Regions from separate parts of the Homo sapiens genome. Here region 2 is linked to region 1. A link is a contact called in ENCODE Hi-C or POLR2A ChIA-PET data. All regions are on one chromosome and are shown on one strand. Each heading gives the region's core, a stretch centred on a gene start or an enhancer-like site at or near the end of the contact. The rest is flanking DNA. Distances are from core to core; before and after follow the strand shown. Region 1 holds the start of RGS12 (regulator of G protein signaling 12). Region 2 holds the start of MRFAP1L1 (Morf4 family associated protein 1 like 1).

Region 1 (4,829 bases), core at 1,362-3,861:
CTGGAGTGCAATGGCGCAATCTTGGCTCACCGCAACCTCCGCCTCCCAGGTTCAAGCGAATCTTGTGTCTCAGCCTCCCGAGTAGCTGGGATTACAGGCGTCTGCCACCACACCCGAATAATTTTGTATTTTTAGTAGAGACGGGGTTTCACCATGTTGGCCAGGCTGGTCTCGAACTCCTGACCTCAGGTGATCCACCTGCCTCAGCCTCCCAAAGTGCTGGTATTACAGGCGTTAAGTCACTGCACCCAGCCCAGCCTGATTATTTTGCTTGGTCAGTCTCAGACAAAAATAAAGGTCCAAAGTCAATGTGATCCACATACTGTCAACCAGGCCTGCAGAGCCCACTCAGCCCCCTTCTATCAGCCGGAAGCGCTGACTAGCGGCAGCCTCAGCCTGTCCTCCATCTCCTCTACCCCCGACCTTCCCACAGCAGCAGCCAGGCCGGCTGGGTCACCAGCTGTCACCTCTGGGCCCTCACCACCTCCAGGACCTCACTGAGTCCCAGCTCCCAGCGCCACAGGTCTCCTCGGCCTGGCCACCCCTTCTTCCCCGAGACCCTCATCCTAAACAGGGCAGAAAGGGAGCCAGCCCTTGACCCTGGATTCCCTCCTCTTTGCAGTGCCTGTCGAGTGCCTCCCTCCCACCTCCTGACCCTCCCCAGGACATGCCCTCAGGCCGCGCCACCCCTGCCCTCTCCTGAGCACTCCACAGGTCAGTACTGTACCTCCAGTCCACGTGAGGGGCCTTTCCTCCGCCCTTGTCTTTGTCAACCTCCCTGAGACCTCCGGTCACCACTGCCCTGTCGCTCCTCCCTCTGCTCTGCCAGTCACAGAGGCATCCGCATCATTGCAGTTACCAGGGCTAGAACTGTAAGCCTGTCTGATGGCAGGTTCCAGCCTCAGGAGGTCTCAGAGATAAGGCTGGACTTGCAGTTTTAAGAAAAAGACCCAGACAGGGGTGCACCAACTTGTGCAGGCTCAGCCACCCCACTGCCCTTGCCTGAGCCCCTGCCCTCAGCCAACATGGCCTCCCCCACCTGCAGAGCATCCAGCTGAGGCACCACGCAGGGCCCGGGCACCGGATACCCATCATCTCAAGTCCCCAAAAGCACTGGCCACGATGGACCTTTTTATATCGCTTTTTCAGGGGAAGAAACTTCGCACTGTGACAATTACTTTCTAAAGTGAAATATAAACTGGTTCTCCCTTACTCAGAATTGCTCTGCCCTCCCCACGTCGCCTTCTCTAGGGGAAGGCCAGCAGGACTCCACCCCAGCAGCCCTTGCTGCCCAAAGCCGCCTCTCTGCCCTCCTTGGTAGTCTCCTTGCTGTGAATGGTGGGGCTGCTGCCTTGCCTGGGAAGGCCCCCCAGCGCCCCTTCTGTGCAGGCCTTGCCGGCCATCCTGCACGTCCCTGTGGCCTCAGAAGGGCCCTGCACAGGACGGCATGGACCACGCTGAGGACTTCAGACAAAGACACTCTTAGCCCTTGCAGCAGCTCCAAAGACAGGTCCAATGAGGAAACTCAGGCACAGAGAAGGTGGTCACCTGCCCAGGGACACATTCCCAGCAAGTGACCAAGCAGGTGAGAGGCCAGGTGGTCCTCTCTGTCCACACTCCACGGCTCTGGGCCCCCTCTGTGTTCACCCTCCACTGTCTACACTCCATGGCTCTGGGCCCCTTCTCTGTCTGCACGGCTATGAGACTCTGTCTACACTCCACAGCTATGGGTCCCCTCTCTGTCTACACTAGATGGCTCTGGGCCCTCTCTCTGTCTACACTCCACGGCTCTGGGCCCCCTCTCGGTCTACACTCCACGGCTCTGGGCCCCCTCTCTGTCCACACTCCACAGCTCTGGGCCCCCTCTCTGTCTACACTCCACTGTTTATACTCCATGGCTCTGGGCGCCCTTTCTGTCTACACTCCACAGCTCTGGGTCCCCTCTCTGTCCCCATTCCACAGCTTTGGGCCCCTCTCTGTCTACACCGCACGGCTCTGGGACCCCTCTGTCTACACTGCACAATCGCGGCACCGCGGCTGAGGCGACCCCAGGTCGCTGCAGTGCGTCTGGAGTTCGGGTCTCGGAAGGCAGCTTCTGCCCTAACAAAGCGGCCGCTCGTGGAGTCCGACGAGGGAACCCTCCCAGCGCTCCCGGGCGCATCTCGCCCGCGGGACCCCCTGCCCGGCGCCGCCCCCGCGGGTCCCGCCAAGGGCCCGGGCGGGCCTCACAGCGCGGGGCCCCAGGAGGCCGCGCACCCGCCCGGCCGGAGGCCCCACAGGCCCGCGCCCCGCGCCGCCCGCCCCCGCCCCCGCCCCGCCCCGCCCCGCGCCGGGCCCGGGACCAGGAGCCTGAGTCAGGCCGGCGAACAAAAGGCAGGGCGGGCGGGCGGCGACCCCGAGGGGACGGGCGCCGCGCAGGGCTGGCCGGGATCGGCCGGGAGGCGGAGGGCGCGGGCGCGCGCCCCGGAGACGAAAGAAAGAGCGGAGGCGGCGCGCCCTGCCCCCGCCCCGGCCCCGGCCCCGCACACCTACCGGGCCGCGCCGCTCGCTCCCGCTCCGGGCGCTTCGGCCCGCGCCACCGCCCGCGCGCGCAACGGTCGCCTCGGCAGCCACCGCCCCCCGGGGTCGAGGCGAGGGCGGGGCCGAGGCCGGAGGAGGGGCGGGGACGGAGAGGGGCGGGGCGAACCTGGTGAGGCGGGGCCAAGGGGGTGGGGTTGGGGCGGGGCGATGCGGGGGCGGGGCACGGGGCGGGGCGAGGGCCTTCGCGTCGGGACAGCGTGGTAACGGGACTGCCAGGGAAGCAGGGATGAGAAGAAGCGAGGGACGGGGCCTCCACGGCCGGGGGCGGGACTTCCGTTGGGGGCGCGGCGGCGCTGGTGCGCACGGTGTGTACCCGCACTGGCCCGGCCCTGGTGCTGGGAGCGACTGCGTTCCCGCAAGCTGGTTTTCTCTGCCTCCGCTGGCCCGGGACACCCTGCGAAGGGCAGGTCGGTGTGGCCGGGAGGAGCCGCCCCTGCCTGGGCTGTCTCTGTCCTTCGCCGTCGGTGTCCGAGGAAGTCCCGCTCCCGTTGGGTCTCTGTGCCCGGGAAACCTGGCTGTGGGGAGTCAGGCCCCGGCGCCCTGGCTTTTCGGCTGGGCAGATGCCCGGAGCTGGCGGCAGCTTCGGGGGCGGCGTGAGTTCCCGCGGCGAAGCCACGGGGACAGCCAGGAAAGGCCGTTCCCTCCGGGCCCCGGGACGCCCGCGAAGGCGGCGCGGTGACTGCGGCGTCCAGCGGGTCTGCCCCTCCCGGAGCGCGGGCAGCAGCGAGGGCGGGACCGGAGGCACCGCTGGCACGAGAGGAGGAGCTGCCCGGCCCCGGCCTGCGCCTCTGGCCCTGTCCCAGCCGCCGCCTTCACCCTTTAGGCCGGAGTTCCTTCCTCGCCCTCTTCGTGTCTTCCTTCCCCGGCGCTGGGTCTCCCTGCCCCTTCCTTCCTGCCTTCCCCTCATTCTCTCCCGCCGCGTTTTTCCCTCGAGACGCATCCGTCGCTGCTGTTCACGCTCCAGCCCTGCCGCCCGCCCAGGGACTCGGCCCCTCTCGGGTTTGCTTCTTTCCTGTCACCTGCCTTGATGGGCTCAAAACGCTTCCCCTCCGTCCCCGCCACCGCCCCATGGTTTCTTGGCAGCTCTCCATCATCTAGTCTTGTGTGATTAGTTTGGATCCCAGGAGGAAACCAATGGCATTCTCAGTGGGACAATTAATTAAGAGTCCAGCAGGGTTCCCGCTGGCAGAGGCGCGGTCCGGGAGCCGGGAAGCCACAGGGCGGTGCTGAATTGGGACAGGTAACAGCAGGGAGGGAACTGTTTTCACCTGCAGGGCTGAAGGAGCGCGGCCAGAGCGGTTACAGGAAGCCAGACAAAGAGAGAGAGATACTTAACAGGAGCTGCGACCTATGGCCAAGGGACACAGCCAGCCCTTGATGACCCAGCAGAGAGAGCCAGGGAAGAGGCCAGGCGCGGTGACTCGTGCCAGTAATCCCAGCACTTTGAGAGGCTGAGGCGGACAGATCGCCGGAGCTCAGGAGTTCGAGACCACCCTGGGCAAGATGGCAAAACCCCATCTCTACTAAAATACAAAAAATTAGCCAAGCGTGGTGGCACGCGCCTATAGTCGAAGCTAGTTGGGAGGCAGAGTCAGGAGAATCACTTGAGCCCCGGAGGCGGAGGTTGCTGTGAGCCGAGATTGTGCCACTGCACTCCAGCCTAGGTGACAGAGTGAAACTCCATCTCAAAAAAAAAAAAAAAAGAGCCAGGAAAGAAACTGCCCCCACCCTGGCCCCCCCAAAACTGTGGACCTTCTTGGCTCCTGCCTATGCGCAGATGGTGGAATCTTCCAGAGCAGCGCCAAGCCAGAAGGAAGCAGGCCGCAGAGCTCAGCCTCCTGAGGCTCCAGGGCAGGGACAAGTGGCCCTGAGTGAGAGATGGGGAAACACCACCTGCAGGTCTCTTCTTTCCCTTTGGCTTTTTCCTCTACACTTGCCCGGCCTCCAGGTGCCTCATGGACAGGGGTAGGGGAAGAGGACGAGCAGCTCATACGAGGGGTCACCGAGCCTGTGAGAGAACTCATGCCCAGCAGGGGGGTGGCCCAAGAAGCTGTTTCTGTGGGAGGAAGCACCCTAGTCCATCCCCGTGAAAGCCAGGGCCCCCAGAAGTGGGGAGAAATTGCCTGAGACGGAGAGAAGGTGTCAAGTGTCATGCTGGAAGGTTTTGAAAAGGTAGGTCTTGCCAATTAAGCAAAACTCATTCAGTCCATCTGGAGGGGCTAGACACAGAACCATGCCCAAGTCTCTGG
Region 2 (4,829 bases), core at 1,746-4,245, 3.4 Mb before region 1:
CTTATAAAGGATATAAGGCCAGCTGCAGTGGCTCATGCCTGTAATCCCAACACTTTGGGAGGAAGAGGCAGGAGAATTGTTTGAGGCTAAGAGTTTGAGACCAGCCTGGGCAACATAGCAAGACCCCCGTCTCTAAAAAAAATTTTTTTTAAAGCTGGGTGTGGTGCCATGTGCCTGTAGCCCCAGCTACTCAGGAGGTGGAGGCTGGAGGATCACTTGAGCTCAGGAGTTTGAAACAGTGAGCTATGCTCATTCCACTGCACTTTAGCCTGTGCAAAAGAGCAAGACTTTGTCTACAAGTAAATACACAAAAGATGTATAAGAGGGCCGGGCACGGTGGCTCATGCCTGTAATCCCAGCACTTTGGGAGGCTGTGGCGGGTAGATCACCTGAGGTCAGGAGTTCAAGACCAGCTTGGCCAACATAGTGAAACCCCATCTCTACTAATAATACAAAAATTAGCCAGGCGTGATGACAGGCACCTGTAATCCCAGCTACTCAGGAGGCTGAGGCAGGAGAATCGCTTGAACCCGGGAGGCAGAGGTTTCAGTGAGCAGAGATTGTGTCACTGCACTCCAGCCTGGGCGACAAGAGTGAAACTCAATCTCCAAAAGAAAAAAAAAAAAGGATGCATAAGAGAGACCCCTTGCTCCTTCCATCCTGTGAGGACACAGCAAGAAGGAACGGTTTATGAACCAAAATACTAGCCCTCACCAGACAGAATCTACTAGCACTTTGATCTTGGACTTCCCATCCCCCAGAACTGTGAGAAATAAATTTCTTTTGTAAGCTGCCCACCTTATGGCATTTTGTTAGAGCAGCCTAAATGCACTATGACAGATAATAAATGTTTTAAAGCTGCCAAATTTTGGGTTAACTGGTTATGCAATAATAAACCACTGAAGGAATATGCTACTATTTATTCATTTTATTTATTTATTCTCCTGCTGATGAACATTTGGGTTAACTTTGGGGCTATTATAATAAAGTTGCTGTGAATATTCTCGTATATGTATTTTTATAAACAATTGCACTCAAACTCTCTTGAGTGTATAACAAGGTGTCAGTTTGCTAGAACATAGGATTGGTATATGTTTAATCTTGGTTGATACTGCCAAATAGTTTTCCAAAATTATTGTAACAACTTACATTCCCATTATTATGTGCTGAATATATGTGTCCCCCAATATTTTTTTATGTTGAAGCCCTAACCCCCAGTGTGGCTGTACTTGGAGTAAAGCAGTAAGTAAGGTTAAATAAGGTCATAAAAGTGGGGGCATGATCCTATAGCTTCATGTTCTTATAAGAAGAGACACAAGAGAGCACTCTTTCCTGTACCCCCCAACACTGCATGCACAAAGAAGAGATCATGTGAGGACTGCAGCAGGAAGGTGGTCATCTGCAATTGAGGAAGAGAGCCCTCACCTCCAGAAACCAAATTTGCTGACACCTTAATCGTGGACTTCTGGCCTCCAGAACTGTGAGAAGATAAATGTCTGTTTTTAAGCCAACCAGTCTATAGTATTTTGTTATGGTGTCCAGAGTAGACTAAGACATCCATCAAGAATGTATAAGAGTTCCAGTTGTTCCACATCTTCCCCAACACTTGGTATTGTATTTGAAATTTTAGTCATTCTAGTGGATGTACAGTGCTTCCTCATTGTGGTTTTCATCTGCATTTCCCTGTTGAATCATGACGTTGAACACCTTTTCATATACTTATTAGCCATTTGAATATTCTCTTTTGTTAAGTACCAGCCTACGTCTTTTGCCCATTTAAAAATTTTGTCTTTTCCTTCTTGATCTGTAGGAGTTCTCAATATATTCTGCATATGAGTCCTTTGTCAGTATAACTATTGAAAATATCTTTTTTCACGGTGTCTTGCTCTTTCCCTCTTCATGTTTTTTTGATGAACATCTGCTAGAATGTTGGTGTTTGCAAAACTGTTTCACGCATGTCATCTTACAAATCCCTCTTCCCACTGACAGATATTCAGGCTGGGGCCATTGGTCTTTATCAGACTGGAAAACTGAAGCTCTGATCTGTGGCACTTGTGTTAAGAAGGATGCCCCCTCTACACACACTCATATTACTACTAGTGTGGCACTGGGTGGCTAAGCCTAGCAACAGACTTCCTCCATTCCACAATGGCATTAGGTTAGTGATCAAAATGTACTGACCATCAAAGCCACATTTACTAGGTCCCTGCTGATTTTCAGGTCCTGTGTGTGGAGGGACATAAAGGTGATCAAGACCAGAACCTGTCCCCAAACAGCCTCCAGTCTGGTAGAAGCACTTATGTACTAGAGAAGAATTCCTCTCTCTAAAGCATCCCCTAAGACCCTGCTTGACGCCAGGCTGACAGGAGGGGCGGAGGACAGAACTGAAACAGAAGTAGCCCTTTACCTTGAGGACCTTACAGACTGGCGAAGAGAGACCAAAAACCACCGGCCAGAATCACCCAAGGCAGCGAGAGAATTTCCCCCCAGGACAAAAGTATGAGCCAGGGGTGGGGAGGACAGAAGGACGTGTTCCATTCTAAAACAGTGAGCAGGGACTGTGGACCCACATTGCTCTGGGCTCAAATCACGACTTTTAGCACGGTTTTTACCTCTAGGTTCGTTGTGAGGGCTAAATGAATTCATATAAGTTAATTCAAGCTTGTGCATGCTTAGATAGTAAGCGCTGTGAACGCCAGCCAGTCTTATTCAAATATAGGGAAGGGAGGGTCACTTTTACTTTTAAAAAATAATAAAAGTAAAAGCCCGCTGAAGGGAAGCTTTAGATGAAGACGCGAACAAACCTGCCGCCACCGATCTAAATTAGAGGGCGAGGAGGGGCGCCGGGAAGCAGCTGGTGATGGACGTGCGCGCGCCCGAGGCCCCTTTACGTGCACGCGCCCGCTACCTGGTCTTGCCGAAGGCGTGACCGTAAAGGGGCCCGGCTCTGTCGTGAAAGGGCCGCAAAAAGGCCGAGGGCGAGTTGACGGCTGCGACTCCATTTTGTAGGCCGCTTATTTGTGTGCATCCACGGCGATTCTTCCCGCAGAGTTGTGAAGCGAAAGGCTTACAATTAAAAGGAAGAAAAAAAAATAAAGATAATTCGGGAGTACAATTGACAAAGCGTGTGGGTCGCTCAGCCTCCAGCAGTAACTGCTGATCTCCAGTTCTTGGAGGGTTCCGGTGAGAAGAACGCCCCTACTGCGGTACTGAGGAAGCGGCAGGAGGAGATGCGGCCCCTGGACATAGACGAGGTGGAAGCGCCTGAGGAAGTGGAGGTGCTGGAGCCCGAGGAGGATTTCGAGCAGTTCCTGCTCCCGGTCATCAACGAGATGCGCGAGGACATCGCGTCTCTTATACGCGAGCACGGGCGGGCGTACCTGCGGACCAGGAGCAAGCTGTGGGAGATGGACAATATGCTTATCCAGATCAAAACGCAGGTGGAGGCCTCGGAGGAGAGCGCCCTCAATCACGTGCAGCACCCGAGTGGCGAAGCCGACGAGAGAGTGTCGGAGTTGTGCGAGAAGGCTGAGGAGAAAGCCAAGGAGATTGCGAAGATGGCAGAGATGCTGGTCGAGCTCGTCTGGCGAATAGAGAGAAGCGAGTCTTCTTGAAGGAGGAGATCGGTGGTAAGGTCGGAAACTAGCTGGAGCTTGGATGAAACTCAGTAGTCGCCCTAAGCATGGTTAAACCGCGCCCTGTAAAAAGTTATGTTCTAGGCCTGCATCCCCCATTTTATTGCATCAAAAATTGAGCATTGGGAACAAAGTTGGGGTCAAGAGGAAAGAATGCGTGCTGGTTTTGTTAGGCGTTAGTATACCGTTTTTTTGTGGCCTCTCCCTCCCACGCTGTTAATTAGAGAAAGATAACAGTAACTTCGGTTTTGTTTTTGTGAAACATAAAAGTCAATTCTAATAGGGCAGTCGCCAGAAGTAGACCTGTCTAGGCACTAAGGGAGTTTGGGGAAAGCCAAAGAAGACCTAGGCCATAGAGCACAGTGGAACGCAGGCTGAGAACGCAGGGAAGGAGAAATAAAGAGTAAAGCCAGAGGCCATTACCTGAAATTTCCAGATTGTTCTATGAGACAGGTATGTCAGAGGACCGTGTCTCAAAGAAGTGGCATTCTTCTGGGTGGTTCACATTTATTTTTAACATCAGGATATGGAACTTTGAGAGTCAATGTCTTCATGGTAAATTTCTCCCAATTGTGCTTTAGGTTCACAGCTGAGGACTGTAGTCAACTGGTAAGGATGAACTGACACCTTGAGGAAACTGAAACAGCTTGTCATTTTCTCTGTTTTGTTTTTGTATGTTTTTTACCCCGATGTAACAGTCTCCCTTATGGTCAGTGATTGATGACCTCGATATGGATTTAGATTATCAAATGTGTTTGGTTTTGGAAATATAACTTTTGTCAAAGAAATACTCTCAGAAGAGAAATGGGGCTTAATTAAGTTGTTTTTGTGGTCACGTTTATTCTTGTTACTTCGCTGTGTTTTTGAAATGTTGGGCATGGCCTCGTATTTTGCTGTTACCTTTGTGACCTGATTGTTTTTTGGAACACGTCAAGACGTGGGATCAGAATCTTCCAACTTTAGAGGTGCAATGGAAGACACTACGCTACTTGGTTGAGCCTGGTGAAGAATGTATTAATGAGACTGCTTTGCATAAAACTGGGAAGAAAGAGAAGACAGTTGGAGATGGAAGATGGTTTTGTATATATTTTGGAACTTTAGTTCCTCTGTGAGACGAAAGAGGAGAGCTATGTTTTGTGGCACATTGTCTGATATATATTGTGTAACCTGTCAGGTGAGTTGATTTAGACAACA

What was found. A loop is a pair of places that touch in the nucleus more often than their neighbours do. ChIA-PET counts read pairs that join two places held with the same protein, here RNA polymerase II (POLR2A). Pooled maps may share reads with other maps.
Region 2: a pooled map shows a loop between it and region 1 (2.5-fold over the local background). The contact joins the promoter of MRFAP1L1 here to the promoter of RGS12 in region 1. A Hi-C loop is called at or near these places in 1 of 50 pooled maps. POLR2A ChIA-PET finds 5 or more read pairs at or near these places in 2 of 52 experiments (PC-9 and activated CD4-positive, alpha-beta T cell).

What each region holds. Positions count from the first base shown.
Region 1 is chr4:3,290,803-3,295,631 of GRCh38, reverse strand. It overlaps RGS12 (regulator of G protein signaling 12), which reads right to left and starts at 2,611. Exons shown (of 18, transcript NM_001394154.1): 1 at 2,533-2,611. RefSeq lists silencers at 257-452, 2,476-2,525, 2,536-3,015, 3,196-3,305 and an enhancer at 1,237-1,822.
Region 2 is chr4:6,708,031-6,712,859 of GRCh38, reverse strand. It overlaps MRFAP1L1 (Morf4 family associated protein 1 like 1), which reads left to right and starts at 2,995. Exons shown (of 2, transcript NM_203462.3): 1 at 2,995-3,629; 2 at 4,217-4,829. The coding sequence starts at 3,231. The coding sequence ends at 3,614. LOC105378240 (a long non-coding RNA gene) reads right to left here and starts at 2,925. Exons shown (of 3, transcript XR_001741568.3): 1 at 2,805-2,925. RefSeq lists enhancers at 3,031-3,320, 3,344-4,543.